2 separate regions of the Mus musculus genome follow, and region 2 is linked to region 1. The links are chromatin loops, found by intact Hi-C in ENCODE. Cell type or tissue: gastrocnemius. All regions are shown on one strand. Each heading gives the region's core, and the rest is flanking DNA. Links, peaks and the distances in the headings are about the cores only. Region 1 holds the start of H1f2 (H1.2 linker histone, cluster member). Region 2 holds the start of H3c6 (H3 clustered histone 6).

Region 1 (12,661 bases), core at 3,138-11,137:
GCCACTTTCTTGGTCACAGCCGCCGCCGCGGGCTTCTTCGCCTTCTTCGGGGTCTTCTTGGCCGCCTTTTTGGGTGTGGCAGCACCAGTCGCCTTCTTAGGCTTCTTGGCTGCTCCCGCGGGCTTCTTCGCCTTGGCCGCGCCTGCCTTCTTAGCCTGGGGTTTGGCCTCGCCAGAAGCCGCCTTCTTGTTGAGTTTGAAGGAGCCGGAGGCACCGGTGCCCTTGGTTTGCACCAGGATGCCCTTGCTCACCAGGCTCTTCAGGCCGAGCTTGATGCGGCTGTTGTTCTTCTCCACATCGTACCCCGCGGCCGCCAGCGCCTTCTTGAGCGCAGCCAGGGACACGCCGCTGCGCTCCTTGGAGGCGGCCACAGCCTTGGTGATGAGCTCGGACACCGGGGGTCCGGACGCCTTACGGCGCACCCCGGCGGGCTTCTTGGCGGCCTTCTTTTTGGCAGGCGCCTTCTCCGCAGGGGGCGCGGCAGCGGGGGCAGCAGGAGCAGCCTCAGACATGATGAGTCTCTGGAAGTCAGGAACTAGTGGCAGTACGCCGATAGAGTAGCGCGGGCCCGGCGCTGTATATATAGAGCGCAGGCGCGCGCTGATTGGTGCTCCAGCGGCCTGCCTGGCAAGCTCTGAGCAGCCGCGCTGCGCCCAACTTGTGTTTGTTACACTTCACAAAAAGGAGAAAATATTAAAATATCTTGCACCAAATCTCTCGAGTTTGGTCGGTAAAGGATCCGAGAAGTCTCAGGCTTCAGGATATATGTTTATTTTTTCCTCATCCCTAAAGACAACGCGCCTAGGAGTCCCTAATTCCCCCAACTCCAAAGGAAGTCCGGGGTAGATAGAGACCACTTTCTGTTTTTCTTCTAAATTACCTGGTCGCTCCTTTGCCCTTGAAAGTTCTTTTTCTCAGGGATTATAGAGCACATCCTTCCCTTAATTTAGGGACAAAAATGAAACGATTTCCGCCTAAATTTTCACAATTATTCTGTTTCTTCGCAAGGGAAGTAACACAAGTCCTTAGTGACTTCTGATTACAGACCCACCACAACTATGGACTAGGACTGGGATTTCCAGTATAAAACACTTGGGGTAAATTGAGAGGGGGTTCATAGGCCTTGGGGGTGTATAATGTGGTGGGGGGGGTTAGGACTTAAATATCTGATTTAAAGACACTGACTTTAAAATGCTTTACATTGGTGGGGGCGGGGCACCCCATTGACTTCTATAAAGGGAGACCTTGGGCTATATTTTTAAAGCTCCTGGTTCCCCTCTGAGTTTTGCAAGGTAGGGGTCTAGCTCTGAAGAATAAAGATAATAAGAAGGGAAAGGAACCCTAAAAGTCTATATGAGCCCTCCTCTCCCCCAAATGCCAAATTAGAGTCTTTGAAAGATCTGTTTTTAAAGTGATGAGGATTTAGTTGCTTATTTGGCAGCAATACAGATATAAGTTTCAGTGCACGGGAATTCTAATCTAGAAAATAGTTTGTCTTAGTACAGGAGGACCTTCTAGACTTGGAGACTATGAGATGCAGATGTCAGTAAACTTACTGGCTTTCCAAAGGTTACCTTTGGCATAGATTTGAACAAGCTAAATATTTGAAATAGAAAATGTAACCAATTTTACCAATAAGATAAGAGACAAGATAAGTACAAATTATCATGTCATCTATAGTGGACAGCTGTATGTCATCTCTTCTCAGTTCCTCGGAATATGGCAATCTGCATTCTAGTCAACTTTGCTTTGTTAGCTTAAGGTTTTCAGCTTCATATTTCAATAACTACAACATGGTTTTGTTGTTAGAGAAAATACAAGATAAACTCTCTGCTAGTATAATTAATACATGGGGCAAAGGAAGTTCCCCTAATTTTATCAGAAATCTCTGTTTAAGTATATGTCTACATAAAAACATGTGATGAGTTTGTCAGCACTAAAGCGTGGTAAAGTCCCAAGGTTATACAAATTGAGTTCAGGGATGTTTGTGAAACAAAGCATATTTTATAAGACTGAGAATGGCCGCGTGGTTTCACGTAATAACCTTAGTTTAGCACTTGCAAGCAGCATCTCCTAGGCTTGTGTCCTCTGGGAATTAACAGCCTAATGGGATTAGGGATGGACTAATTGCTAGCAATAGAACCACTTTAAGAGTTGCCTTCCTGTGTGGACTTTGAAATGGGAATTGCAAGGCATTATTGAAAGTACACAACTCAAGCACCTTCGTCATACCAATATGCTTCAATGAAAGAAATGAGAACATGTCACCTTGCTCTGATTACGTGGGAAATGAACGAATGTCCTCCTCATCTGATAGTTGTCCATCTCCCCCAGGAAAATAGCTGTGTGTGATCTAGCTCTCCAGTTTGCTCACTTTCCTGTCACTGTAAATTGTCAAATTATTTGTAAAATCCTAGATTTGTTCATTTGATTGTTGTAATTTTTTAACTTATAGCCTTTCAAGCCGAATCAATCAAATCATAGCTCTTTAATGCAATTAACTAATAAAGCTTGCCTGGTGTAGATGCAAATTCATTGCTTCCAATAGAAAAGATAACCCTGAAAGTTATGTTTGTATTGTACAATAATAAATTATATCTCTAATTTTTGAGGATTCATTCAGCTCTCATTCTTTCTCTGAGTAAATGCACAGTTTATTTTCCTGTATTCTTCACTGAACTAAAAAGTCATCCAGCTTGCTTACTCACTAATGACTTCCATCATTCTTTGACATATACATGAGCTTACTACATATAATATTTATATATGAGTCATATTTTTTAATAGTTCGAAAAATTACATGCTGAAGCTTATTAGTCAGACTGTCCTAAGGGCATCCAATCAGAACCTTCAGATGTCACCCTCTAAAATGGAAACTATAAAATGTGGAACTTGAAAGCAACCTGAGACTTAATGATGGAGTCTGAAATTTTAAAGTAAGTTGAATAAGATCATGGGCAAGAAAACTTCTATTCATATGTGCTCCAAGCAAAAGGTTAGATTGGAGATATGACCTTTAGACTCAGTATCACTGGATAGCTACCAATGAAATGAGGACACTGATGAAACATGATGATGTCATGTGATCTCGTACATTTGTTTGTTTGATGAAGATTGCATGAGGGTTTTGTCATGCCATGTCTTCAGGCTGTGTGGCCCTGGTGGGCAGAATTAAATATGTAGAGAATGTGCAGAAGAGCTAGAGGCAGAAAAGTTTAACAACAAGAAACACTCACAGGAGGGTGAGAGTATTTAGGACAAGTTTAAGGGATGGGCTTCCACCTTTTCTTCTCCATTTCCTCCCTCTCACATGCCAGAGAGGGGTTAGCTGGAGAAGCTTTTTGAGGTTGTTAGTATAGATTCCAACTTGAAGCGATTGAAACCTGTGCTTTTCTAACTCACCAAGGGATGATGGTAAAAGCCACAACCGCGTTATTTCCAATTCCTTCCTCATAATGATAAACGATAACTGGTCCATTGTGAGACACACAATGTTGGCAGCACAAGTAAAAACTATATAAGTGATGTCAGGAGGTTTAGAGCCTTCTTAGTCTGTTGTCTCACCTCAGTCTCACAAATAATTTCTACAAATAACCTTGAGCAGTGCTTCTCTTATTTTCTCAGTCTCTCCAGACAGACGGCCACCAATTACAAGATCAAACCTTTGCTACAATGTTTTCCCTGTTGATACCTGAGTACATGAAAGGTCAAGATCTCTTGCACCTTTCTGCCCCAGTGCACCCTCAAATGCAATGGGGAAACCAACATACACCATAACAGTAAAGCATAGAGGAGGGACATAATGAAAATAGAAAATTGCAAAAAAGAGACACAGTACAAAATGGTCCCCAGACACTTTGGAATTGCCAACAGAGTCCTGGGATACACCTCCCCCGACACCCCCCCCCCCCAACTTATTTCCAAAAGACTTTAAAATGTTTTCAAAACTTTAAGCTCGCCTTCCAAATATACAAAATTGACAATGATGACAATATACACTTTTTATACCTTCTCAGTCTAAGCTTATAATGAAGGCACAAAAGGAAACGTAAGTTAGATAGTTACCTTGATGAGAGCCCAGGAATCATCTCACACATGGTTGTTTTGTGGGAAATATACAGCTAAATGTGCTAAGAAAGTATTTTGTCATCCCTAAGCACACGCTTGCTGTGGACACCCTGCACCAGACAGCCTCCTAGCACTTATTTAAGCACAGAACACCTGCAGTGAACATAAACAACAACCATCCAAGGAGAGAATTTCCTCTCAAGGCCAGGTGCCTGCTAGGACAGACACAAACAAGCATTACAGGGAAAGTACAACTCACAGGAAAACAAAAATCTGAAAGACAACGAACGGTAAGAGGCTAGTGTATGGGCTAAACCTTTTCCTTAAGTAATTAGTGATGCAGCAGTGAAATTGTAAGATAAGAGAATTGCTTAAGTCCAGGGGATAGGGAGGCAGGAGGTATTGAAGCTAGGTATTAAATTGATTTGTTTAATAATCTTTTAAGATACAAACTTAAATGCATTTATAATTATATGTTATTCATATGTAAGGTATATATGCTACACTACAGATTTCTATCTCATATACAAAGAAACCATATATAACATCAGATGGGAAGTTCTTATGCTTCAGCTCATTCAAAAGACCATACCACACTGATCCAAAACATGCAAGGTTGTGCGTGGGTGGAGATTACAATTTACTGGCGATGACAGTGATCTAGAGACATAGCTTTGATGCACACAGGCTTGGTTTTATTTCCACTTCTTTCATTCACGTGCTGGGGACGATGCCCAGTTCCTGAGCAACAACTTACACTTTGATGATAGTGAGGATTAGTAGCGAGGGTTCCCCTTCAAAGTTTGGGGTGTGCTCACTCAGTCACTGCTCATGTAACAGTTATTCCCACCAGACCCTTAAGATGTGAGAACCCTCTGCTGTGGGCATGATTCTGAGAAAGGTTGTCCCTTCCTTACTTTGAAGAGATTGATGAGAATAGATCAAGTCTGACAGATGGATGAGAGTAGAGCAAGTCCAACCAGCTGTTTCCAACTTTTGGATTACTTGTATTTCTCAGATGCATCACAAAGGCCCAAGGACCCGGGTGTTACCCTAATAAGAGGAGATGTTGCTGGGCCGTCCCAGATGGGAAGGAGTGGCGTGTGTTTGTGTGTGTTTGTGTGTGTGTGTGTGTGTGTGTGTGTGTGTGTGTGTGTGTGTGTGTGTGTGTGTAAACAAATATGATTATGCGCTGGAGGACCAGGAGATGAGTAAATGATGCAAGTCTATGACTCTGCACATAAGGGTCTATCCCAACAGTCACCCAGAACCCCATTCCATGTCCACTTTGCAAGCTTGTGAAGACCCTCACATAACACCTCTGTCCCTGCTTCCTCCATTCCAGGCAGATCATACTTTTGATGACAAGAGGCTATGGCTGGTTAATTCATAAGAAAGGCCATGATGTTTCGACCTTGCATGCACTCCCACATTATCTCAATCTTCTTATATTACACAGAACTTCTAATGTGACCAAATTCTTATCAAGTTAACTGACCTAAGATTTGTAGCAGTCAAATATATGAAATATACTTGCATGGCTAATAAGAGTAGTTGTGTTTTCTTTCTTATTTTACAAAACAAAGCAGGGTTGTATATTACTCAAGGGCCTGTCTACCCTGGCTCATAGATGGATTATCTGAGTTAAATTCAGCTTTGCTGTTTTCCAGCTGCTTAACCTTGGATGAGTTAATTAATGTGCCCATGCTACTCTCATCATTTGAAAGATGCCAATAATAATAAACCACATGTTTTATAGGTTGTTGTGGGATTTATGGATCCATACATATTTATGATATACAATAAATTTCAGATGAACATACAAAGAATAAAAACTAGTTTAGAATACTGCACATAAACACCTATGTACAAACTAGTGCCCATCCCTGACTGTGCTGATGTGAGTGTCCTTAAGGCTCATAAACAGCTTAGTGAGTACTAGTCAAGAGGCCTTTCCAGCACCGTGATCATCCCAGCGAATAGCAAGCATCCTACCCAGCCTTAACATTTCAGCAAAGGAAAACCCCAAACCCAGACTTCCCCAGCACAGAGCAGCAGTCTTAGCATTTCATGCCTCTAGCACAACATACAGTTCGAGGAGGCATAAAGTTTTCAACTAAAGCCATGAGAGGTGCCACACCCCTTTCATGGCAGCACTCAGGAAACAGAGACAGCCAGACCTCTGTGAGTTCTAGGCCAACATGTTCCACATGGAGAGTCCAGGCCAGCCAATACTTACATGGAGATTTTCTCGAAACATAGATGATAGATGATAGAAAGATGGGTAGATAGATAATAATTAGTTGTAAGTGTGATGGCTCATGTCTGTAATCCCAGGATTCTGGAGACTAAAGCAAGAGGATTCTCCAAAGTTGGAGAACAATTTGGACTACATAATGAGATAGGTCATCAATTGAACCAAGCTTGAATAACATAAGACTTTCAAATTTCATATATATAAAGTATACAAAGCAAAAACACATCCCTACCAATTAACTACTTACCACTCTATTTAGTTTTAGATAGGTTTTCACCCCTACATGACATGTGTGAAATTTGTATCTTCTAGGAATCACAACCATTTTCAACACGTGCTGCTGTTTGCCTTAGCAGACACTAGATGGCAGGCCAAAACAAGACTGCTACCTTAAATGCCATTCAAATTTCTCTTGACCTAGATAAGCATTAATCCTCGGCTATGTTTATATTTTTCTATCCCTTTCAGAAGTTATTAACACCGTTTGTCATATAATCATGATTAAAAAACCGGAAATTCATGATATGTAGTCTGTCCACTGGCAGGGAACATAAGAAGAAGAAATTAAGTGAACTGGACTCTTCTCTTAAGTGACTGAAGAATCCATGTTGGCTCATTCCCTCTACAATGAGTTCATCAGCAACTACAATAAGCCTCGCAAACGCTGGGCTTAGGGAGTGACAGAGCAATCCAGGCAGTCTGTCCTCCTGTAAGAACTGGAGAACTGAGCTCTCCTCAGAAGAGTTAAGTGATGCTGGCTGTGAGAAAGAGCTCACAGCAGGATGATCAGGAACGATGGTCACTTTATACGGTGGTAGATTTTAATGATAGAGCCTTGATTTAAGTTATTAAATCAGTTCTTAGTTGTTGGGGGGGGGTTGTTTGTTTGTTTGTTTGCTTTTAAGTAAAATGGCCACAATAAATAGGCTAACAAGGCACTGCCCTGCAAAACAGGGGAAACAGAAAGACAGGCAGTTGAAGGGATACACAAAGCAAAGGAATCCCTCACTGGGCGTCTAGTTGAAGTCCGAGAGCTAAAAGTCAACAATTGCAGCTCAATTAGCAATATTTGCTGTGAAGGTTGCCTATGTAGAGACAATATTCCTTTTATAGCAAGTTCTTTCAAGTAAGCAATGAACCATGCTCAAGACTTGAATACATATGGCCTTCCCATAGGCCTTGCCTGTTTATGAACCTGCAACTCTCTTAGAATCTAACAAAGAATATAAACTTTATTTATAGGTTAAAAAAAAAAAACCCTTGTGTAGCCTTTGTGCCCCAAGGTTTTACCTTATCAACTATAATCCCACCCAATGTGTTGAATTATGCACACAAATTAGGAGTTGCCCTATGATGTCATGTAAGTCCCTGAGCACTCATCTTAACTACAGTCACTAAAGTCATGTATGTGACCACTGTAAAGTCACTTAAGCACTACTCTGTTGAGAATCCTATATATACAGTTGGTGTAACTATCTTCCTATGTGTCTCTATCTGCTAACAGTATGTAAATATGTGTTGAAATATATTTTAGTTAAACTCTAACTCTGCTTCCAACTTCTACTGAAGTTCCTGTTGGTAGTGTACCCTGGCTCCATCTCAGTAGTATCTTTAAGGACCCAGAACTTTGTCTTGGCCCTGACCAGCCCTGCTGGTGATCATAAGGCAAGAGCAGCTTTTGTCTTATAGTGAGAAAATTATGAAGTTCATAATTAAGTTTTATCAGTACTCATGATAATAAATATGGCGATCATGGAGATACAAAGGGTTCATAACTGTACAGTGGGCTCAAGATTAGCCCAGCACCTGATTCCAACACACACCCTTAGTCATACTCCCAATAAACTCAAGGGGACTCAGGCTGCACTCACGCATGATCATATGAAAGTCCAACTGAACGGGCACCCCAGGACTATTTTCTCATTGCTGAAAGGAACAACACAAATTATGTAAAGCATTAGTGGAGGGGAGAGGAAAAAAAGAACATTCAACATTCATTCAGGCATGATCCCTGTAAATCTCAGTATTCAGGAGGCCAGCTAAGAATACACAAGAATAAATTAATAAGAAACAATTTTTAAAACACATGCAAAAACAAAACCCACCCATCTCACATTGCTAACTAATCATTTTAAATAGTTTCAGACACTGAGTTAGTTGAACAAGAAGGGTTCTGCTTGAAGCTGTCCAGGGGCAGGAGAGCCGCTGAGGTGTAGACAGAGAACAGGTCGCCTGCAGAAGCTGTCCAGGGGCAGGAGAGCCACTGAGGTGTAGACAGAGAGCATGTCACCTGCAGCTTGCTTCTTTCCTCACAGTCGGCTTTTGCAATTGCGGGTGTTTGTACTGGCAGACGGTCCGTGGAATTCCAGGCTAAAGCGTCAGCTGGCTAATCATTCACTAACTATTACTCAGCAGATTTTAAAGCCCTTCCACATACAGAGAGTTTTGATGACAAGACTGATGACCTAGAACTGTGACAGGGTAAGAAGCTGAGGCCGAATCAAAAGTTCCATTGTGAATATTTGTTTTACTTTTTGTTGTTTGTTTGTCTTTGAAACTGAGCGTCCTGTCAGAAAGAAAACTACAACAGCCATTTATTTCTCTTTCTTTCTCTCTTTTCTCTTTCTTTTTTCTTTTTTCCTTTTGTGTGTGTGTGTATATGAGAGAGAGAGAGAGAGAGAGATTCATTTTATAGCTAAAGCTGGCCTAGAATTATTTAATTCATTCAGGATGTCTTCATACTTTCTCTCTCTCTCTTTTTTCTTTTTTCTTTTTCTTTTTTTTTTTTTTTTTTTTTTTTTTTTTTTTTTTGTCCTTCAATGCTTTTATTGATATCAGCAATGGACAAGAACATCCCGGCCCAACTGCTAGGTTATCAGGCAGATGCTCCAGCATCATTGCCATCTCTAGACCCAACCTAAGATCCTGCCTATCCAGGCCATGTTCCCAAATGGGCATGCCCCCGTCTGTCCTGTTTATATGTGTGGATCAGTCTGTCTGAATGTCTAAGTCGATGCCTGCATGGGTCCCCGATCCATGGTACATGGTAGAGGTTGTTCAGAACACAACATGGCTTGCTTCAGTGGACCACTGGGCCCCGGTGTTGAGCATGGGAGACAGGGCCAGAGATTGATGGTGGCAGGAGACCAGGCACAAAGTCCATTCCAGGGCCATATCCTGGCATTGAGAAGCCCTCCATTACATTGTATTTGATTTCACAGGGTGGAAAGGGCTGGCCTTGATAAAAGGGGGTATTCCGGGGCAGGGGTGGGAACATGGGAGGTGGTGAGGGCTAAAGTGGGTAAGGAAGACATGAGGGAAGGCAAATGAAAAGATGGGAGCAGGGGCAAGGCCAGCTTCTCTCTGAAGTCTGGGGGCTGTTTAATGGCTTCCCTGGAATGAATGATCCATCTCTGGCCAGACCTCAACCCACAGGTCTGGGAGATGGCCATGTTTAGGTGGCTCCACAGCCCAGTGGGTCAGAAGTAAGTGTGAGAGGTGGCGGTGTGCATGCTGGTCCCAATGGACACAATCTCGATGACGGTGGTGTACAACAATGCTGGAAACGGAATTGGAGATCTAGGACAACGAAACAGTAGTTCCCTGCTAGTGTAGCTTTGTAGAAGTTCCTCTCAACCACATCCTGTAGCAGAGAGACGGCCAAGGGCTGGAGCCTGGCAGAAAGAAACCTCCAGTGACAAGTTTCCCCAAAAGATATTGCCAAGTTCCACACCAGCAAACAAGAGTCTGGCAAAACATGGTCCATTCGTACAAACGCTCGTTCCAAGTTCTCTCTGAAGCTCTCTATTGAGCAGCGGCCATATCTGGAGAGATCCCAAAGTCAGGAGTTGATGATCACTAGGTCAGGGGAAGGTCCATATCACAGCTCCTCCAAGAAGTCCTCAAGGTACTCGGAGTAACACGAGTGAGGAAGTAGAAGCACACAAAGTAGTGGTCAGAACCAGAGCAGAACTGGCGGACCTGGCAATACTATTTCCCATTGCGCCGCTCTCCCAGCTGGCCCCCAGCCACCAGCTGATCCTGTGCAAAGCTCAGCTCCCCCTGCCCACCCACCCACACGCCGACGGTCAGATCCATGCCAGGTAGGTGGTCCTTTTCAGGCCAGAGTCAGCCCCCACCCAATACTAGCATGGCAGCCAAGCTTCTCTCATCTTGGCTTTTAACTGGGAAGCTGTGAGCAGTGTGTGCTTCTGGAGCAAAGCACCAGGTCCTTTTACACCGCTCTTTGGATGGAGTCTCCCAAAATGACCGCGAATTTGTTGTGTAGCAGCTGCTGGACTTGAGAAGCAGTCTTTTCCTTATCTACTTTAGCCCTCACCACTTCCCATGTTCCCACCCCTGCCGCGGAACACTCCCTTTTATCAAGGCTAGCCTTTTCCACCCTGTGAAATCAAACACAATGCAACTGAGGGCTTCTCAATGCCAGGCTTGGAAGTAGACCATGGCGCTTCCCAGCAGGAAGTGCGGCATCGCGTTTTGTAGCCATAGCTGACCTAGAATTATTTCATTCAAGACGGCTTCAAACTTCAGCTTCTCAAATGTTGGGACTGCAGGTGTTAGTCACCATATATGACTCAAATGTTTTTAGAGGGACAAGTTAATATAGGGAGAAGAACCTCACTTCAGCGAAAGAGTCATTTTGCTTCTTCAAACAGCTGTTTTGCAGGAAGGCTAACTTCCTGTATAGCATCTTGGGTTGCATTTCAAGACTGGTTATATTTATTTCTCCAAAGAGAAAGTATCCAAGGAGCTGAAGGGATCTGAAGTCCTATAGGTGGAACAACAATATGAACTAACCAATACCCTCCTGGAGCTCGTGTCTCTAGCTGCATATGAATCAGAAGATGGCCTAATCAGCCATCAGTGGAAAGAGAGGCCCATTGGTCATGCAAACTTTATATGCCTCAGTACAGGGGAACGCCAGGGCCAAGAAGTGGGATTATTTCCTAATGGAAAGCAGACAATCTCTTATAAACAATACCATAAGCCAGGCCCAGGGACACAGGCCTCCCTGTCATTCCTGCTCTTCAAGAGACTAGGGAAGTAGAGTTTCAATTTCAAAGCCTGTCTGGGCAACTTAGCAAGACCCTTGTCAAAATCAAAATTAAGAAATAGCCTAGAGGACTGGCTCAGTTGTGGAGTAGTTGCCTAACACATTCATGGCCACTGGGTTTAATCTCCAATTCTAGAAGAAGAAATAAGGATAAGTATTTGATTGAAGCAGTGGGAGCATAGCAGGGTATATAGTCATAGCGACCCAGAGTTGCCATGAATTGGAGTACCAGGCACTGTGCTGATGGCTTCGTATATTATTTCGAGAGAGTAGGAGTTAGACAGATCCCCTGATATTCAGACAGATAGGGAGAGTGGTCATAGCTAGGTAATAAAGGTAGCAAATTTCCAAGACGACAGCTTCTTCCTCACCCTCCTGACCTGAGACAAACGCATAGTAGCTAAACAACAATAACTTGGCAGGCCTTTTTCTCTCTCCGGTAAGCCTTTTCTGATGGTTTAGCTCAAGAAGTTTGAGGACTGATCAGGGAAAGTTATACAGTAGTTATGGGCGAATCAACCACCCTACCTTTCCTTGAGCTAGGTAGACTAGGGCGTTGGGGGGGGGGGGGGCGGGGGAGTGTAGGGAGGATTGGACCGTTTGGTTTGTAGAGGGTCTTTTGCTCTATGTCAACTTCATGTGTGTTTCTTTCCTCACCCTCAGTGACTGCTTTTCTTCAACAGCTGATTCTGCTGCTCTCTGCAGTGTTTGAGAAGTCTCTGCTCTTACACTCAAAGACTTTTGTTTGCTTTTTAATTCTAAATATAACTGGAAGAGAAAATGGACCCAATCAAGATCCCTACACCATATCGTTTTACAACAGCTTTTCTAGTTTTAAATATCTATGAATATTTAAATATTATTAAATGTATTCATTATATTAAATAGGAAATATTGAAGTCTACTTTTAAATATCCTATGAAGTAACTGTTGTTTCTTTTTTGCTTTACAAAGGAGCCTTAGTGAGCTTCATAGTTTTCAGTTGGTTTATAATGCAACTGACTGCATGCAAACTGATTTTACTTCAGCGATCCCAGAAGCTTGGGTTGTGGAGGAGGGAGGGGTCTCCAGATCTATGCATATAACACGAACTTAGTAGTTGTACTGAAAGGCTCTGACTTTTCCCTTGGCCTGCAGGTGCCCAGTGAGTAAGGAAAACAGGCCATGTAGTCTCTTCACAGCAATAGAATAGTGACTAAGACACTGATGCCAAAAACCGAAGTTGACCTCCTACACACAGGTAGTCACTTTATAGTGGGCAT
Region 2 (12,661 bases), core at 1,753-9,752, 170 kb after region 1:
CACTTTGTCCTGTTGAGAGTTAAATACATTGACAGTACAAGAAGTGTGACTGGAATCATTTCTATGTATTGACAATAAAAGGGAGCATTGGATAATAGGAGGTTTAGTTCGAAGAAACCTTTATAACTACAATCATTGTGGTAATGTCTAGAAAAGGCAATACAAATCAATTTGTAATCAAATTCCAGTCCAGCAGGTAGGTCTCAGTAGACTACACAGTAAAGGACCACCTTCTTTCAAAGAAAACGAAAATGAAAACTGTGCCTTTACTTACTTTACTTACTGATAGTTATGGGGTATGAAATGCAAATAATTAAGTTCCAAGTACATAATAGACATGTTTGTAGTATGTAATTCCTCACTGAGAAAATCACTAGGAAGTCCTACATGGCTCAAAAGAATATAGATTATCAAGAATCTGTATAATTAGCAGGGGCTAGTTGAAAAAGTGGTCAAACAAGCAAATATTTATCAGAAATAATTACTAACCTGTGGCCTAGCTGTATTGCAATCTTTTCATTACTTTTTCTATGGGAAATGGTAATTGTGCTTTGAAATGAAACAAAGTGTCAATTGCCAGGCTCTTTCAAGTGAGAATCTCAAAGCACCAACTGGGGGTGGGGGACTTAACAAAAAACTAAAACCATGAGCCCCTAAAATATTTCTGAAGACTATCAGCAAACCTTTTAGACTAAACTTAAATATTACAACGAAAGGATGCACATCCCATGATGGCCTCAATCCCAAAATTCAAATATTTTTCAACAGAAGTTTGAGCTCCTCCATGATGTCCAGAGCTCCCTTTCTTGTTGTCCGCAGATGAAGAATCTGCATTTTCTACTTCCCTCGGGCAAACACTGAACGTGTAACATAGGAGTTGGGGTGGAGGGCTAATGTTTAATTTTCAGAGCTAAGCAACCTGAAAAGACCAGAACCATCTATCATAGCCACCTCTTTGGGATCATTCAAGTCAATGGCATACTTCTTTAACTCATGATTTTAATTGGGTAAAATTAAGGTAGACTAAGAAGATAGGCCCCTCAGCTTTACCTTCCTGATCCTCATATACCCCTCTTATTGAACACTATCAACATAGTTGATCAAAGACTGTCCAATCCTCAAACGACAGAGCAAATATTAGAGCATTACTAAGATGACCTATGAACCACTCTCAGGATGAAAATGTGCCTTAACTTCACTCATGGTCACCATCTACAAAAATTATTTACTAATTTTTATTCATGTTTTAATCTTGACTATATCATATATTCATCATTTCTAGGCCTGTAGAGTAAATTCATAGGCAACTTTAAAATTGATTTTAAAAGTAGGAGTCAAGGAGTACATTTACTAAATTTGTTCTCAAATTCGTATTAATATGCCTTTCCAGTGACAAATCACTCTGCACATTTAGAGTATTAAAGGGGAGGAGGCCCTCATATATATATATATCCTTTGTCCAGCTACCGCTTATGATGCTGACAATAAGTAAAAGAGTTTCCTAACTTATATGTACTTTAGACTCATGCATTCCACATACACTGTCAACCTTAGATAGCTTTCAGATCCCAGTCTCAAGCTACACTGTGAACAATGTAAAAAGAGAAAGGAAACCACAAGTCTGGGCACTTGAGTAGCAGGAAGGTTTATAGCAAATATATTGTCAGAATTACTTCTTAAGTACACCAGTATTGTTCTTTTTGAATAGTTGCTATCCAGGTCCATCTTGCCCACATGACAGAATTATGCTTTTCCTGATAAAAGCACAGGAGACTTAATAGCAGAACAGGGCTTAATGGTGGATGTGATTCTGCACTGCCCCTAGGGCTGCCCCTTAGAAGTAAGTTCTTTAATAGAGGGATAAGCATAATGGCAGGTTGTAAATTTCTTTTGTTATGGAAATAAAACCTAATTGGGGATCAATGTTGGTAAGCAAACGTTAGTGTTCTAGTATCCTAAATTTTGCTTATCTCTAATAGGCCTGATTAGCAAACTGCTTATCTCTGGGGAATTTTGGAGGCAGTACTCCCTTAGCTAAATTCTACTTTGTGTTGCTTAAGGTCTCTCTCCTAAGCAATCTGTTAGGAAATCCTTTCAGCATCAATTCTATCACTTTGAGCTTCTTCTACATCATATCAATAAAGAGGGTAAAAGCTATAAAGTTCTTAAACCATTTCAGAAACTGAAACGCTGTATCTAGCTTTTTAAACAAGGATAAAATGTTGCTAACCTAGACTGAAACAAAAGCATTGCCCATAACAAATAATCTTTGAAGTTCTTAGTTTTTGTTGTTACTTTTTTGTGTCTGTATTTAGTGTGTATTCCCAAGCATAAAAGCTAGTGGGAATGTGATGGTAGTAGGACAGTGTGCCAGACTCCACTCTCTTCCTCTACCACATGGCTTCCATGGGGTTAACCTGAGATCCTCAGGTATGAACCTGAGGAGCCACTATGCCAGCTCTGATCTTTGGAGTGCTGTCTGCTCCACTAACCACTAATAACTTGTATCACTACACAATTAAAATGCTCCAGGTAAAAATTAATCCAATGTTTGATTGTATCAATAGTAAAGACCTAAATAAAGAGCTATATTTCTTTATAATCCTATTGTAGCCTTAGCCTTCTCATGTGTACAACAGAGTTTTCCCTGCTTCCCAGTTTTAATGTATTTTGTCCAAACTGTATATCTTTAGTAAGGAGAATTAAAGGAAAAAAAAAAAAAACCCAGTAACAAAGTGCCTGAATCTTCCTATAATCATAATTTAGTGGGCCGGGGGGTCAAAGTATGTGGCACTAGTGTCAGGTCGGTGTTCATATATGTACCTGGAACTTCACAGTCTTCCAGGCAACCCCACTTCCTTCACATTTCTGCCATGTTCAGTTCCAGCCTTTAAATGTAAAATTGCCGAGTCTGTGTAGAGACACACGCAAAGAAGTACCTGGGGAAGAAAAGCTTTGGTTTCTATTTCTCTGAGAATCTCATAAATCTAGTGTAACTCCTAGGCATCTACTTCACCAACTCATCAAACCCTAGATAATTTTGATATTCATTCTTAACAGACTCCAAGCTAATTAACTCTGACTTTCCCACCTCTGTGTTTCTTGCTCTTTGACAAGTTTCTCAAAGTTAAATTGTGTTGTGGTTTTTGCTCTAGTCATGAAATAAGTGTGGCCTTGTACACTTATTTCTTCAGTCCAACAGAACTTAAAGACATGGTGACAGCAATTGCTTAAAGAATCAGTTTTAGGACGCTGAAAAGATGGATCAGCAGTTAAGAACATATACTATTCTTGCAAATGATCAGAGTTTGAACCCTAGTATCTACATCAGCCAGCTCAAAACTACCAGTGACAATGGACCTGATAGTTTCTTCTAGATTTCACATGCAATTACACACACACACACACACACACACACACACACACACACACGAACACACAATTTCAAAAGGAAAATTAAATCTAAAAGCTAGTAATGGCTTGGATATAGGCTTAGAATTTTCTCTAAATCTACTTTAATTAGGGTCAACCTCCTTTCTAGCCCAGTGACTAGAGGTTGGGGAGAAAAGCGGTTAATAGGAAAAGAGATCTGTGGACCAATCTAGAAGTAGTTCTTTGGGAAGATTCTACTCTTCATTGTCAGGATACCAGTAGGCCAGTCCAATAGCAAACACCAGCACCAACCAGCAGAAACCTCAAGGCTCTGCAAAATTGGCATGAGTCAACTGAAGCAGCAAGAATCAGCCAGAATACTTTGAGAAGTTCTTTGTCAGATCCACTCTATGAAGTGAAGATGAACAAAGACCAGCAAAGACAGACCAGCAAAGACGAGCAAAGCATTGCATGGCTTCATACTACAAAAGCATTCTTTCAATATTTGTAGGGGTCCACTTATACTCTTTCCAAACATCACTCATCATCTCAAGCATCTAATCCAGCAAAATTTCACATGCCCGGTGATGCTTTATACTGTATGCTTGGGTCACAGAGTGCCACTTTTAGAAGGTGTGGCCCTGTTGGAGTAGGTGTGTCACTGTGGGTGTGGGCTTTAACACTCTCACCCTAGCTACCTGGAAGCCAGTATTCAGCTATCAGCCTTCAGATAAAGATGTAGAACTCTCAGCTCTGCCTGACTATGTCTGCCTCAATGTAGACCTTGCTCCCATCTTACAGTAATGGGCTGAACCTCTAAACCTGTAAACCAGTCCCAATTAAATGTTGTCCTTTAAAGACTTGCCTTGGCCATGGTGTTCACAGCAGTAGGCACTAAGACATGCCCTCTCACATGTCTGCTTCAACAAAACATCCTCTCACAAGAAACTTTCAGAAAAAAATCACATGACACAGCTGAGTTTCCAAAGAAACCAGAAATTTCCACTTCAGTTGGGCTTCAATCTTACCACACAGAAGGCCAAAGAGGAAATAAAGGACATCCTCGAATACACAAGGAAATGTAACTGCAGAGGCCATCAGGGATAAGGTAAAATCCTGCTCAAAAGAATCAGCTTTGTACTTCCTGAGGGAAATACACTTTGGAAAGGGATGTGATTCCAAAATTCCAGAAAATGCCCATCTTGCTGAAATTTCATATTTGAAGAATATAAATGTTAATGGTTGCCCTTGCTGCCACATCTCTTGTCTTAATAAACAAATAAATATTCAGGCTCCACTTTCCTTTTCCAGGAAAACTGATATAACAAGTATATTTAAGAGCACTGCCTGAGAGGCACACATGGATTTCTGGTATGCATTTCAAACACACACCAACATGTAACTTGACTACAAACGTTAAGCAATGTGAATGTTCAAGATACATATTAACTTGATGGCAACAATAGCTTCAGTGCTGGTTGGACAAGAACCAAAAAAAAAAAAAAAAAAAAAAGACTGAAGCATGCCAGGAGCTGAACAGAAGGCTCACCAACCAAGGACACTGGCTGTTCTTCCAGAGGACCTAGGTTAAATTCCCATCAATGACACCGTGGCTAACAGCTGTCTATTCCAGGGAATTTTACACCTTCTTTAGGCCTCTACCCAGCACTGGATATGACCAGTAAACATACATATAACCAAAACACCCACACATGTAAAGTTAAATTTGCTTAAATAAAAAGAAAAAATGAGCAAGAACATGCCCACCCACCCACTCAGGCCATTGAGGTTTGACCCTGGGAGTCCTGGGTAAAGGCTGTTTGCTTCGGGAGACCTCCCCTGTCAAGTCTGCCCGTGTTCTTCATTTTCAGTATGGTATGCAAAGGAGCTATCTATACTTGGGAATTTCTAACTTGCTGAGAACCTGGATAGTAGCCTATATAGCATGTGAGTGCTTTGGGTGCAGTTGTCTGCTGAAATTCACTAGATCTGACCTGGTAAAAGGTCCAAATAGAAAATTTGGACATAATTTTTAGAGCTACATTTAAATACTTAAAAGCTAAAAGCTGTTCGGGCTATGGAGATGAGAAGGTCCTTAAGATCACATACTTACTACCCTTCCAGATGGGTTCAGTTCCCAAAACAACCATCTCCAGTCCCGATGGGTCTGAGGCCCTCCTCTGGCCTCCAAGTCATGTGCTGCAATGTATACACATGCTGGTAAAACCCATACACATCATTTTTAAAAAGGAAAAAGAACAAAACAAAAAACAAACAGCAGCTGTCAGAAAGTCACATTCACTTGCCCTGTCTTGTCCTGCTTCCAAGCAGAAAACAATCCCCCACATTGAACCTGCAGAAATTGCATCCCATTTATCAAGGGAAAACATTTACTACAGGCTGTATGGAGTATACATAAAAAGCACTATGACCTAATCCAAACTGAATCTTCCCAAGTGTCCAGTTAGGTCTTCTGCGGGTCTTGACTTATGAGGGCTCCTCAATCATGCGCTATTTATTGATATATGTCTTCTCTTGAGAATCATCGTCACAGTGAACAGAGTTGGAAAACTGGGAAATTGGGTCATGATGCATTCATTCTTCCACTTCCCCTGTGTATTTTTTATACAAGATTGTGACAGAAAACTATTTAAGAGCATCTCAAAATATCTGGTGCCCATCCCCTATCTCAACATGTTCCTGTTTTCAGATTAGTAAAATGAAAGGGAAAATATTGGGATTCTTCCCAACATTATTTTTCACTGCAGGATTATGCAAACGAGGAGTTACCGATCTAAACTCTGATTGGACCAAATTTCTAAAACCTTGTGGACAAAAGAAATGACTAGGGATAGTGTAGATTGCTTGACCACCACTAGGTGACTTTTGTACCCTGTGGATTCGTTTTATACTTGCTATTAACCGACCATACTGTAATTTGAAAATAAGCTGACTCATCTGTGCCTGAAAATAAGAAAGGTTCTAGCATGTGGGCAAGAACAAAGTATTATTTATCTCGGACCGTCAGGTCTCCACAGATGAACCGCAAGTCAACACAAAGGATCTTCAGAAACACCGCGACGCCATCTTTCTTGAGTTTTCGGGTAGTTTCTCGCTCTGCTCCAACACAAAACAAAGAGATCGTGCTGGTCTCTGGAAAGAAATTTAACTTACATTTTAAACACATTAAAAACTACACTTGTCCTTTACGTGACACTAACTAACCCGAGGAAAATAATAAACAAGGAAAGGCTTCGTAGGTGGAGCATGGTTCCGGGAAACTGGAGGTAGAAATTAGCAAAGCTCCTGGCAGGTAGTGGCCGCCAGATAAACTGCATTAGCAATTTCCATGTGTGTGTGTGTGTGTGTGTGTGTGTGTGTGTGTGTGTGTGTGTGTGTGTGTGTGTAAATATGTGCATGAGTGTGTGTGTATATATATATATGTATACATATACATACATATATAGATAATGGCAGAGGCAGGAAAATGGTTAAACTAGAATTTTAGAGCACTTTGTTCTGGGAACATGCTTTGTGTATAGTAAGTCAGGTTCACAACCGGAAGATGACACGAGTAACGTTCGTCTGTGAAATGTCTCCGGGCTTACCAAACAGCAGTTAGAACCTGATTATTTAAGGGGACGGAATTACCATTGGTTATTTACCAATCAAAAATCGTACTACAGGAATCGGCCAATCGTCAATCCCCAGATGCACTTCCGCAAATTCCGAATGACGCCTGAGTGCTGCTGGCCAGAATCCAATCAGAGCGACGCATTTCCAGCATAAATAGCAGCAGCCCGAGCCCTCTGCTCCCGTTTCTCCTCCTCTGCAATGGCTCGTACTAAGCAGACCGCTCGCAAGTCCACCGGCGGCAAGGCTCCGCGCAAGCAGCTGGCCACCAAGGCCGCCCGCAAGAGCGCCCCGGCCACCGGCGGCGTGAAGAAGCCTCACCGCTACCGTCCCGGCACCGTGGCGCTGCGCGAAATCCGGCGCTACCAGAAGTCGACCGAGCTGCTGATCCGCAAGCTGCCGTTCCAGCGCCTGGTGCGCGAGATCGCGCAGGACTTCAAGACCGACCTGCGCTTCCAGAGCTCGGCCGTCATGGCTCTGCAGGAGGCGAGCGAGGCCTACCTCGTGGGTCTGTTTGAGGACACCAACCTGTGCGCCATCCACGCCAAGCGTGTCACCATCATGCCCAAGGACATCCAGCTGGCCCGCCGTATCCGCGGCGAGCGGGCTTAATAGGCACGCCTTCTACACTGGCACGTAAACCAAAACGGCTCTTTTAAGAGCCACCTCCATTATCCACCAAAGATGCTGTAGTACAAGTTTGTAGAGTGTTCCAGGGTTTCCTATTATATATAGCCTTTCTTGACAATGATGAGCACCACCCGACGAAGCAGTCTGAGCTGCCTGTTTTTGGAAACAAGGCTTTCAGGATATCATTTCATCTTGTATGCTTTCAACTAGAGTTGGGGTAGCCATTTTAAGCCAGAAACAGGTACGCACTTCAGTTTGGGATTGTGTTACAATCCACACAGTAAAAGTCCAACAGAGTTAACGTTTTACTTTGTTTCACCATTCAAACTTGTTACATTGTTGGCATTTCAATTATTTTTACCTTATTTTGGTTAGTTTTGTTTTTAAAGCACGATTCTCCTTGTCTATGGTTTCCGTTTTCCTTATCTGGGATTAAAAAGGTCTGTGCCTGGCTCAGTTTATCATTTAATTGAGTATACCACTGAGATGGTATTACAAGCCAGTGCTGCTACCTAGCCGAGTTTAATAGTATTGGACGGTTTAACATAAAGATTAAACTACCGTTGATTTCCTGGTTTTAAAGAATTCAGTAGGGTGCGGTGTTTTACACCTATAATCCCAACATCTGGGAGACAGATCTCTGAGCTAACCAACCTATTGTAGCAAGTTACATAGCAAAATCCTTGCTTAAAAAAAGAAAAAGGAAAAAAAAATCTATAAAAAGACTCAAGAAAGTTCAACCATTTTTTTAGAGTTTAACAAGGAAATAATAATTAAAAATAGATAGTAGAGTTTGTAAATCTTAACTGATATCAGAGGAAGCAATTGATACTAGGAAGAAAATAGCCCTGCCCTTTTAATTAGTGTCTCAGAAAGCAGGTTCAGCCACTGGCATTGGCAAGCAGCTGTAAAAGGAGTGGAGGGAATTCAGAGAAAACAATCCTGGAGTATCAAATTCAAACAGGTTTGTGATTCTGGTCTGTGACCAATAATGATATAGAGGGGGAAAAAGACAGTCGTACATGAGTTTAATCCACTCTTCCACCCTACTGAGATCCCACCCCAAGCCCTTGGCCAGCAGAGGGTCAGGCACCGTCTAGGTACAAAGTTCAGGTCAAGTCAGGACTGCACAGTGTGACTCTGTCTGGAGGGGAAACATATATTATCCCATATTCTATTAAGGTCATAATAATTATTTTTCCTAAGTCTTTAACATCTTCAGTATAATGAGCTTTTTTTTTTTTTTTTGTGGCTTGGGAGGTGGAGAGTGGAGGCTGGAGGAGTCGTCTAGCAAAGTGATGAATAAAAAGTGTTCTAAATTTTAGGTAAAATTAGAATGCCATGTGTCTAACTAAGGCCAAAGTTTGAACACAATTTCATTTTTCTGGCAAAGAGAAGGTGGATTTCCCCCTAATGTAATTTAAAAAAACCCTGATACCTCCCTCCTTTTATTTTCCATACACTAAGTATGGACTCAGTGGTGGAATCAGAAGCCGACCCTATCAAGGATGATGCCAGAGTTCAATTGCTTCTAAATCTAATGCAAATTTTCACAACCAATAAAAGTAATAGTTGGTGCTCTCAAATGCTTTTAGAATGAATCATCAAATAATTCAATTAAGATCACAGGTGAATCTTGTAATATATATGTACCTTCTTAAAACCCAATACAACTCATAACAAAAGCACTTTGGAGTATCTCTTATACTACACAATTCAGTTATTTTTTTAATTGATAATACTTTATTACTTTATTTCCAACATGTAATGTAAAAATATACCTGTAAAAGTTCAGGCTCTCCTGCTAGAGAGATGGCTCAGGGGTTAAGATCACTGACTACTGTTGCAGAGATCAAGTGCAATTCCCCACAACCACATAGTGGCTTACAACCATTGGTAGTGTGGTCCGATGCCATCCCTGGTATATCTGAAGACAGCTACAGTGTATTCATATGCATAAAGTAAATAAATAAATCTTTTTTTAAAAAGTTCAGACGTTCACTCTGCAAGCTGAAATTCTCATTTGGAAAAAAAAAAAACTAACATGGTACTTCCAACTTTAAGTATTTTCTCCCACATTGAAATTTATGAAAAATAATGGCGATACCTAGACTGTTCATCAGCACATGCACACACGTAGTGCATACACTCTGATACTAAAAGATGACAATCCATGTGACATAGACTGAGAGACACAGAATGTTGTGTAGTCATTTCAGAATTACAAGTATAAAAATTATTTTAAACCCCCAAAATTCAACTCTCAGAATATTTGCAAGGTAGCAAAAGTCTGTAATCCCAAAACTTGGGAAATTGAGGGAAAAGGACCAGAAATTGAAGATTATCCTTGGCTATATATCAAGTTTGAGTCTATCATGAAATAAGTGAGAAGTATCTGTCTCAAAATTCAAAATGAGGCCTTTAATCCCAAGACTGGTAAACAAAGGCAGGTGGATCTCTATTAGTAAAAAGCCAACATGTTCTATATCAGGAGTTACATCTATATCCATCCCAAATACATAATGAGACCCTGCCTCAAAATAATTTCAAACTTCAAATTAATATAATGACCTAAGTCTTAGAGGAAGTTTCAGAAATAAAAGTTCTTACCTTCAACGCTCTCCTTTCTCCACCTCCTCCCAAAGCAAGGTTTAAAAACTCATCCCCAAAGAAAACCAGACCTCGCTATTTTTCCCAAAGCAACAACTATTAAAACATTCATCTTCACCAGCCTCCTTAAGTCTTGCAGTCCTAGTTATGATGATGATTTTAAAAATTCCACAGACCTCCCTTATCCAAAAGTTGATCAAAATGAAGCATTACCACTTAAAGAGTTCTGTCCATACTCAGGAGAGAGATGTAGCACAGAGGCAAAGAAGAAATGTTAACAAATCTGGCTGCATTTCTCCACACAGTAGACCAAAGGTAAATCATACGCATCTCCTATAATCATAAATCTACACAGTGTTCACAGTGGCACATGATTTAAGCAGCTCTGTCTCTCGCATGCAGAAAATTTAAAATAGCATCTTTTTGTTGGTTTGGGTTTTTTTGGTTTTTTTTGTTTTTTATTTTTTTGTTTTTCTAGAAATTGACTCTTGAACCTGTGTTTGTGATGTCACAATGATGTGAAAAAGCAGCAAGTCCTGTAGCTTTCTAGAGACTGGTCCTCCATCTATCCAACCTATCTGGTTGTCCAGGGTGGAGAAATTGAGTCAGCAGTCAGTCTTTACAAGTTTAGTGCTGCCCCTCTGATCAGATATCAAATATTTTTTTCTGATATTTATGATGTTGGTGCTTTTCCAGTATTATCTTGCCTCTGTTGCAGAAGGATTAAAAAATACCAAAGGCCTGAAGCATTCCACCTGAGCCAGTCAGTCATGTGATAACAGACTTCAGGTAACTAAACAAATCATGAGCAGTGCATGTATGGATATTCCTTCCTACAGTGTGAAGTTTAAATGTGGTCTTAGAATAAAGACTATGCAGTACACCTAAAATTATGACACTATCAGTGTTTTATTACTGAAGAATAAAGTATTTAAATAACCAATGGTTTGGAGTCCAAAGGCTCCTTTGCTATATATAACTAAGATGTCTTTTGTTGTTATAGTATGTTCCATGACAATGACCTTCAACAATGAATAAGAAAAAATATGATTCATGAGTAACCAACAGCTTTATCTCACAGAAATGTTAGCAGAAATGCAAGTAAATTCAAAAATAGCTGGGCAGTGGTGGCACATGCCTTTAATCCCAGCATTTGGGAGGCAGAGGCAGATGGATCTCTGAGTTCAAGGCTAGCCTGGACTACAGAGTGAGTTCCAGGATAGCCAGGGCTAGCTACACAGAAAAACCCTGTCTCCAAAAAACAAAAAAATAAATAAAAAAATAAAAAAAAAATTCAAAAATGACATTTCCTTATTTTCCTGAATTTTTAATCCATCCACAAATAGTAATATTGACGTTTCACATACTAACATTTTTCCATTTTATGGACTCCCCAAATTTGAAGTGGCATGATTGAGCAGCTAAGGGAGATGGTAAGAAATTAGACCATAGAGTTCAAGGTCAGAAGAATATTCCCATGTGTTCATAAACATTTTACTATATGGTTATATATTTATTCTAAATCTGTAAATCCAATCAATATCAGACAATATTCTAATTCAGTTCATGAGATTTTGGAAATTCTTCCAAATATATTGATAAAGTAGAGGGAAACAAGAGAAAGATGAGCCTGCATCTGCCTGGGATTAAAGGGCATTAACATGGAAACGAGCATTTAAATCAGGTTTTGTCCTACTGGAGACTTGTTCAACAGCCCAAAATTTCCTATTTGTTGTGTAGTCAATGAAAATGGCTGTGGTAAATGTAAACACACATAAACGCACATTCTTAAGATAATGACCTTTAAGGACTTAAAGTGTGGGGGATGAGAAAAGTAGTAAGTATGATCATATTTTACCTGTGTATTTATTGAGCATTCTTTAACATCATCAGATAATCAACTCCATCAGCAGACAGAAGGAACACTCATACACATGAACTTCATTCAGAGACACAATAACTGCAGAGTATTCTACAAACATCTGATTACACATACAATTCTGATATCACAGGCACGTCAAAATGTAATAGGAACTTACCTATCCTTTACAGTATTTTTTTTAAATTACATGAAATCAAATTCAGTAATTCAGTGCCTATCAGTATAGCTTTACCTTATCTGGGCTAGATGTGAGCAGAGGGTGACTTACACAAGCACTGGCCTGTGGAGGTCAAAAACCATCTTTTAGGAGCCTGTGTTCTTCCAACATATGGATCCCTGGATTGAACACAGCTCTTGAGGCTCGAATACAAGATCCTTTACCTACTCTCCTCTAATGAAATGCTAGATTGAAACGTAGACGATAGAGTTGATGGCTTATACCAGGTGCTTGCCTCCAGACCTGAAGCCCCAGCTGACTGTTGCAGGTTGTCCTCTGACCTACACACACACACAAACACATAATATAAAAATATT

The links. Peaks named below come from ENCODE experiments on the same cell type or tissue, not always from the same donor. Only the 100,000 strongest peaks of a DNase experiment are listed, where the experiment ranks them.
Region 2: a loop joins it to region 1, with 2.4 times the contacts of the local background. A loop is called at or near these places in 7 of 42 quality-filtered maps.

What each region holds. Positions count from the first base shown.
Region 1 is chr13:23,726,700-23,739,360 of GRCm38, reverse strand. H1f2 (H1.2 linker histone, cluster member) reads right to left here and starts at 554. Exons shown (of 1, transcript NM_015786.3): 1 at 1-554. The coding sequence starts at 512. It also overlaps the pseudogene Gm11338. RefSeq lists an enhancer at 10,097-10,205. In gastrocnemius, for the core only: a CTCF peak has its summit at 6,681 (motif pointing right); a DNase peak (open chromatin) is centred at 6,676; H3K27ac peaks cover 1,457 bases.
Region 2 is chr13:23,556,911-23,569,571 of GRCm38, reverse strand. H3c6 (H3 clustered histone 6) reads left to right here and starts at 7,187. Exons shown (of 1, transcript NM_178205.3): 1 at 7,187-8,097. The coding sequence starts at 7,207. The coding sequence ends at 7,617. In gastrocnemius, for the core only: a CTCF peak has its summit at 6,247; DNase peaks (open chromatin) are centred at 6,465, 6,719 and 7,155; H3K4me3 peaks cover 1,859 bases; H3K27ac peaks cover 2,108 bases.